Linked DNA regions of Homo sapiens: region 1 is linked to region 2. Evidence: chromatin loops called from intact Hi-C (ENCODE). Cell type or tissue: Caco-2. All regions are shown on one strand.

Evidence for each region. A loop is a pair of places that touch in the nucleus more often than their neighbours do. Peaks named below come from ENCODE experiments on the same cell type or tissue, not always from the same donor. Only the 100,000 strongest peaks of a DNase experiment are listed, where the experiment ranks them.
Region 1: a loop joins it to region 2, with 7 times the contacts of the local background. A loop is called at or near these places in 1 of 110 quality-filtered maps.

What each region holds. Positions count from the first base shown.
Region 1 is chr2:157,513,647-157,517,646 of GRCh38, reverse strand. No RefSeq gene overlaps it. Among named protein-coding and RNA genes, the nearest start is that of CYTIP, 72 kb to the right of the region's middle. RefSeq lists enhancers at 1,548-2,195, 2,196-2,844. In Caco-2, no CTCF peak of the experiment used is centred here; a DNase peak (open chromatin) is centred at 2,466; H3K4me3 peaks cover 793 bases.
Region 2 is chr2:157,735,634-157,739,633 of GRCh38, reverse strand. ACVR1 (activin A receptor type 1) reads left to right here. Exons shown (of 11, transcript NM_001111067.4): 10 at 1,064-1,194; 11 at 1,969-3,188. The coding sequence ends at 2,103. Among named protein-coding and RNA genes, the nearest start is that of ACVR1C, 110 kb to the right of the region's middle. In Caco-2, no CTCF peak of the experiment used is centred here; no DNase peak of the experiment used is centred here.

The sequences.
Region 1 (4,000 bases), 220 kb after region 2:
TGGTGCAGAGCTGAGTTCAATTCCTGGGTATCCTTGTTGACTTTCTGTCTCGTTGATCTGTCTAATGTTGACAGTGGGATGTTAAAGTCTCCCGTTATTAATGTGTGGGAGTCTAAGTCTCTGTAGGTCACTCAGGACTTGCTTTATGAATCTTGGTGCTCCTGTATTGGGTGCATATATATTTAGGATAGTTAGCTCTTCTTGCTGAATTGATCCCTTTACCATTATGTAATGGCCTTCTTTGTCTCTTTTGATCTTTGTTGGTTTAAAGTCTGTTTTATCAGAGACTAGGATTGCAACCCCTGTCTTTTTTTGTTTTCCATTGGCTTGGTAGATCTTCCTCCATCCTTTTATTTTGAGCCTATGTGTGTCTCTGCACATGAGATGGGTTTCCTGAATACAGCACACTGATGGGTCTTGACTCTTTATCCAATTTTCCAGTCTGTGTCTTAATTGGAGCATTTAGTCCATTTACATTTAAAGTTAATATTGTTATGTGTGAATTTGATCCTGTCATTATGATGTTAGCTGGTTATTTTGCTCATTAGTTGATGCAGTTTCTTCCTAGTCTCAATGGTCTTTACATTTTGGCATGATTTTGCAGCAGCTGGTACCGGTTGTTCCTTTCCATGTTTAGTGCTTCCTTCAGGAGCTCTTTTAGGGCAGGCCTGCTGGTGACAAAATCTCTCAGCATTTGCTTGTCTGTAAAGGATTTTATTTCTCCTTCACTTATGAAGCTTAGTTTGGCTGGATATGAAATTCTAGGTTGAAAATTCCTTTCTTTAAGAATGTTGAATATTGGCCCCCACTCTCTTCTGGCTTGTAGGGTTTCTGCCGAGAGATCCGCTGTTAGTCTGATGGGCTTCCCTTTGAGGGTAACCCGACCTTTCTCTCTGGCTGCCCTTAACATTTTTTCCTTCATTTCAGCTTTGGTGAATCTGACAATTATGTGTCTTGGAGTTGCTCTTCTCGAGGAGTATCTTTGTGGCGTTCTCTGTATTTCCTGAATCTGAACGTTGGCCTGCCTTGCTAGATTGGGGAAGTTCTCCTGGATAATATCCTGTAGAGTGTTTTCCAACTTGGTTCCATTCTCCCCATCACTTTCAGGTACACCAATCAGACGTAGATTTGGTCTTTTCACATAGTCCCATATTTCTTGGAGGCTTTGCTCATTTCTTTTTATTCTTTTTTCTCTAACCTTCCCTTCTCGCTTCATTTCATTCATTTCATCTTCCATTGCTGATACCCTTTCTTCCAGTTGATTGCATCGGCTCCTGAGGCTTCTGCATTCTTCACGTAGTTCTCAAGCCTTGGTTTTCAGCTCCATCAGCTCCTTTAAGCACTTCTTTGTATTGGTTATTCTAGTTATACATTCTTCTAAATTTTTTTCAAAGTTTTCAACTTCTTTGCCTTTGGTTTGAATGTCCTCCTGTAGCTCAGAGTAATTTGATCGTCTGAAGCCTTCTTCTCTCAGCTCGTCAAAATCATTCTCCATCCAGCTTTGTTCTGTTGCTGGTGAGGAACTGCGTTCCTTTGGAGGAGGAGAGGCGCTCTGCTTTTTAGAGTTTCCAGTTTTTCTGTTCTGTTTTTTCCCCATCTTTGTGGTTTTATCTACTTTTGGTCTTTGATGATGGTGATGTACAGATGGGTTTTTGGTGTGGATGCCCTTTCTGTTTGTTAGCTTTCCTTCTAACAGAGAGGACCCTCAGCTGCAGGTCTGTTGGAGTACCCTGCCGTGTGAGGTGTCAGTGTGCCCCTGCTGGGGGGTGCCTCCCAGTTAGGCTGCTCGGGGGTCAGGGGTCAGGGACCCACTTGAGGAGGCAGTCTGCCCGTTCTCAGATCTCCAGCTGCGTGCTGGGAGAACCACTGCTCTCCTCAAAGCTGTCAGACAGGGACATTTAAGTCTGCAGAGGTTACTGCTGTCTTTTTGTTTGTCTGTGCCCTGCCCCCAGAGGTGGAGCCTACAGAGGTAGGCAGGCCTCCTTGAGCTGTGGTGGGCTCCACCCAGTTCGAGCTTCCCGGCTGCTTTGTTTACCTAATCAAGCCTGGGCAATGGCGGGCGCCCCTCCCCCAGCCTCGCTGCCGCCTTGCAGTTTGATCTCAGACTGCTGTGCTAGCAATCAGCGAGACTCCCTGGGCGTAGGACCCTCTGAGCCAGGTGCCGGATATAATCTCGTGGTGCGCCGTTTTTTAAGCCCATCGGAAAAGCGCAGTATTCTGGTGGGAGTGACCCGATTTACCAGGTGCCGTCCGTCACCCCTTTCTTTGACTCAGAAAGGGAACTCCCTGACCCCTTGCGCTTCCCAAGTGAGGCAATGCCTCGCCCTGCTTCGGCTCGCGCACGGTGCGCGCACCCACTGACCTGCGCCCACTGTCTGGTACTCCCTAGTGAGATGAACCGGGTACCTCTGATGGAAATGCAGAAATCACCTGTCTTCTGCGTTGCTCACGCTGGGAGCTGTATACCGGAGCTGTTCCTATTCGGCCATCTTGGCTCCTCCCCTAATTTTCACCACTTCTATGCAACTTTGTGTTGGAGATCTAATTTGTGAAATAAGGTAAGAGAAAGAAAGAAAAGAAATGCAGATTGGGGCTGGGTGTGATGGCTCATGCCTGTAATCCCAGAACTTTGGGAGGCCAACGCATGAGGATCACTTGAGGTCAGGAGTTAGAGACCAACTTGGGCACTATAGTGAGACCCTGTCTCTATAAACAATGTTGACAAAATAGCCAGGCATGGTGGCATGCACCTGTAGTCCCAGCTACTTGGGAGGCTGAGGTGGGAGGCTCACTTGAGCCCATGAGTTCAAGGCCACAGTGAGCTATAATCACATCACTGCACTCTAGCCTAGGCAACAGAGTGAGATCCTGTTTCTAAAAAAGAAAAAAAAAAGAAATAGAGATTGAAAAATAAGAAGTAAATGAGGTCAGGTGACATAATTGTGTATATTAAAAAATCCTAATGAATCTAATAAAAAGCTACTAGAATTAATACTTTAATTCAGTGAGGCCACAAGATATAAGATTGATATGAAAAATCAATTTAATATGAATGGAATTATACAGTATGTACTCTTGTTAAGTACATGCATTGCAAATATTTTCTTGCAGTTGGTAATTTGCCTTTTAGTAAGAGCAGAAATGTTATTTTATTTATTTTTATTTTATTATCTTTTTATTTCCATAGGTTTTTGCAGAGCAGGTGGTATTTGGTTACATGAGTAAGTTCTTTAGTGGTGATTTGTGAGATTTTGGTGCATCCATCACCCAAGCAGTATACATTGTACCCCAATTTGTAGTCTTTTATCCCTCACTCCCCAGCAGAAATTTTAAAATTTGATGAAGACCAATTTATTAATTTTTTTCTTTGTGGTTTTGTTTTGTTTTGTGCTCTATCCAAAAATCTTTGTCTACTTCAAAAATATGAAGAATCCTAGCCCATGTTTTTTTCTAGAAGTTTTACAGTTTTAGCTTTAACTTTTTATCCCTGATACATTTTGATTTAAGTTTTGTATATGGTGTGAGACAGAGGTCACATCCATATGGATGTCTCATTGCTCCGGTATCTGTTGTTGAAAAAAAATTCATATTTAAATATATTGGCACTTTTATCAAAGTTCGATTTGTCATGTGTTTGTTTCTATATTTCCTATCTGTTTCTTTTATCTGTATGTCTTTGCTGTGTCAGTTGCACACTGGATTATCCTCACTTTATAGTAAGTCTTGAAATGATGCAGTATAAGTCCTCCAACTTTGTTGTTCTATTTTGAAATTGTTTTGTGCTATCCTAAGTCTGTTAACTTCCATATAAATTTTGGAACCAGATTGTCATTTTTGACACACAAAAAAAAAACCCTGAGAGATTTTTATTGGGATTGCATTGATGTCATAGATCAATTTGGAGAGAATGATTTCCTTAAAAAATATTGAGTCTTCCAATCCATAAACATTTTATATTTCTCCATTTGTTTATATCTTCTTTAATTTATTTAAACAATAT
Region 2 (4,000 bases):
ACTCCTTCTGTCGCCTCCAACAACTTCTTAGGTATTTAGGAATAGAAGAAAGTCGCCTGGAGGAAGAAAAGAGAGCAGTAAACCAAGTTATTACCTCATTGTTTGAACCCTTTGTTGAGGGAAAGGAAATAATAGATGTCTTGGTTTTATTTCTATGAAGGGGAAGAATCCATTTTCTAATTCCAAATGATGAAGTTAAAAATTTTTCTGTTTAAGGAGTTGATATAATTCTGCTGGAAAAGAAAAAGTTTCCAGGCCATTGGAAATCATGCAGGGGCAGAAGCTGGTATTAGCTACTGTTCATATTTGCTTTTGGGCAGAGGAAGAGTTCATTATTTATCCTTCTTTTCCTCTGCCTTCCCACATGGCTATCCTCTTTACATTTTATTTTGTGCCTTCAATATGATAGTAAATAATAGAGCCATCAGTCAGACAGCTGTGCCTGTAGTTAGAGGGTACTCAGTACATGTAGAATGAATGAATGAGGAAATGAGTATTTCCTATGATATTATTTGCATCCCTCCTAATGGAAGAGATTAATTTATAGCAATGTTTTTCTTAACAAAATACTTTTCTAACAAAGAAAGGGGTATTTTGATGATGGTCTTGGTTTATTACTCCCTAGCTCTAGTTTGTGGACAACTTTTTATTTCTATTTATGGTTTGAAACCACTAGATTCAGGTACTTTCCATAGGTAGCTTGGGTGGTTTTTATCACCAAAGGAATTTTTGTTCTATGTCTCCAGTGCCCTGTTGGGCGTTACAGAGCTGTTAATATACACTGTTGGAGAATTTTGCTAATAGTTATGATTACATGAGAAGTTTTCACGTATTTCCTTCTAACAATTATCCTTCTTCCAATACCATGCAGGGTGTGTATTTATTGCCTTTTTCTCCCACCTGTTTTAGGACCTACCTCTAGCTTCCAGGACTGCCCTGAGGTATGAGGAAGGTGATTAGTATTTTCTTCTGTCACATTATAACCTGTGACACCCATCAATGAAACCTTGGGGCAACCTGTACTCTCTTGCTAACCGAACACAATTCTTGTCCTTGTGTGCAGGTATAGTGGAGGATTACAAGCCACCGTTCTACGATGTGGTTCCCAATGACCCAAGTTTTGAAGATATGAGGAAGGTAGTCTGTGTGGATCAACAAAGGCCAAACATACCCAACAGATGGTTCTCAGACCCGGTAAGAATGCCAGTTTCTCAGTTTTAGAGCTCTTTTCCATTGTTTGCTATTTGTTTCCCTTTGAGTTTCAACTGGTATTGCATCTGAGTGATCTGTCCCGTGGATCTGTTGTTTTCTCTTCCTATTTTATATAGAAGGGTTTAGATCTAGAAGAGTAAGTTCAGAAAAATACTCCATTCTTGAAGAAGCCATATCTCATAGGGGTTGCTAGTGAATGACAATATTTGTAAGAATTTCTGTGAATATGCAGCTTCAGGAATCGGGAGACTCATGACTACTGCTATTAGCCCTAAGACTGCATGTATAAACCAAGAGACTTTAAGTGAAGCTTTTAACCTCCTTTCCATCTCTGTATATCTGAAATCCCAAACACAAGCTGCTGGATGCTGAAGATCCTGTATTGCTACTCATAAGTAGTAGCAGGTATAAAACAATGAGAAATGACCCTATTTGGAAATTTCAGGATTATCTCTAGGTTAGTATTGCTGCTTTTGGCACCCATAAAATCATTAAGGGGTCCAATCTGGCCTATGTCGTTTACCTAATAAATTGGTAGCATTAAGAGTCCAAAGGACAGAGTTCATGAAATTCTAAGAATGGCCTCTTTATCAGTGGTTAAAGGTTGAATATTTGCTTGAAGAAGATGACAGTAACATAACTCTAATTTCACAAGACCTGCGAGTTCTTCAGAATAGTAGACATGATATCAGCCCAGCTTCCAGGGCCATTAAAAAGCCAGTTTGTCATTGTGGTGTTTGTTCTTTCTCTCCTCAGACATTAACCTCTCTGGCCAAGCTAATGAAAGAATGCTGGTATCAAAATCCATCCGCAAGACTCACAGCACTGCGTATCAAAAAGACTTTGACCAAAATTGATAATTCCCTCGACAAATTGAAAACTGACTGTTGACATTTTCATAGTGTCAAGAAGGAAGATTTGACGTTGTTGTCATTGTCCAGCTGGGACCTAATGCTGGCCTGACTGGTTGTCAGAATGGAATCCATCTGTCTCCCTCCCCAAATGGCTGCTTTGACAAGGCAGACGTCGTACCCAGCCATGTGTTGGGGAGACATCAAAACCACCCTAACCTCGCTCGATGACTGTGAACTGGGCATTTCACGAACTGTTCACACTGCAGAGACTAATGTTGGACAGACACTGTTGCAAAGGTAGGGACTGGAGGAACACAGAGAAATCCTAAAAGAGATCTGGGCATTAAGTCAGTGGCTTTGCATAGCTTTCACAAGTCTCCTAGACACTCCCCACGGGAAACTCAAGGAGGTGGTGAATTTTTAATCAGCAATATTGCCTGTGCTTCTCTTCTTTATTGCACTAGGAATTCTTTGCATTCCTTACTTGCACTGTTACTCTTAATTTTAAAGACCCAACTTGCCAAAATGTTGGCTGCGTACTCCACTGGTCTGTCTTTGGATAATAGGAATTCAATTTGGCAAAACAAAATGTAATGTCAGACTTTGCTGCATTTTACACATGTGCTGATGTTTACAATGATGCCGAACATTAGGAATTGTTTATACACAACTTTGCAAATTATTTATTACTTGTGCACTTAGTAGTTTTTACAAAACTGCTTTGTGCATATGTTAAAGCTTATTTTTATGTGGTCTTATGATTTTATTACAGAAATGTTTTTAACACTATACTCTAAAATGGACATTTTCTTTTATTATCAGTTAAAATCACATTTTAAGTGCTTCACATTTGTATGTGTGTAGACTGTAACTTTTTTTCAGTTCATATGCAGAACGTATTTAGCCATTACCCACGTGACACCACCGAATATATTACTGATTTAGAAGCAAAGATTTCAGTAGAATTTTAGTCCTGAACGCTACGGGGAAAATGCATTTTCTTCAGAATTATCCATTACGTGCATTTAAACTCTGCCAGAAAAAAATAACTATTTTGTTTTAATCTACTTTTTGTATTTAGTAGTTATTTGTATAAATTAAATAAACTGTTTTCAAGTCAAACAGTGAAATTGTTTTTCAAAATATAAAAAAGATCTGTGTAACATTATGCATTTTCTTATGGGAGCAATAGAAGCACAAAACTAATTTGTAAATTGAATTTGCTTTTTAAATCTACTCATGAACTTATGTAAGACATCATAAGGATGTCTTACAGCTTGAATTTGGTATAAGAAAATTTGTTTCTTCCTTTGGCTGTGATTTTTTTGTTTTTTTGTGTTTTTTTTTCAGTCAGTTTCTCCAGCTGTAAGGTGAGGGTAACAAATCTCTCTGACCTGCCTTTCTCACAGGGGGGTGTTGTGAGTGTAAACGGGAAGGAGGATGTTAAAGCATTTTGTTGAGTGAAAGGTTCCACGTGAGTGTAAAGTGGTCTTATGCATCCGCCCTTGCTGCTTGGGAGAGTCCGTTCTCGGTTTTTTCACTGCTTGTACACAAGATTAAAAGGTAGAGTTAACAGTAGCCCAATAAGAGAAGAGGTGTGAACATGCCGGAATGTCTTCCAGAGGTAAGTTAATAACTTCATTAGGATGTATTTACTTGGAGGGTATATATTAGAATGACATTTTTTTAAATTACAAATCAAAATTTTAATTTGTGTTACAGATAACATAAAACTTACTAATTTTTAAGTGTATGTTAAGTGCATTCACCTTGTGCTACTATCACCATCATCTATCCACAGAACTCACGTGAAACTGAAACTATATCTGTCAAACAGTAACTCCCCATTCCTCCCTCCTTGGTCCCTGGCAACCATTATTCTACTCTGTGTCTCTGTGAGTTTGGTTACTCTAAGCACCTCATGGAATCATGTA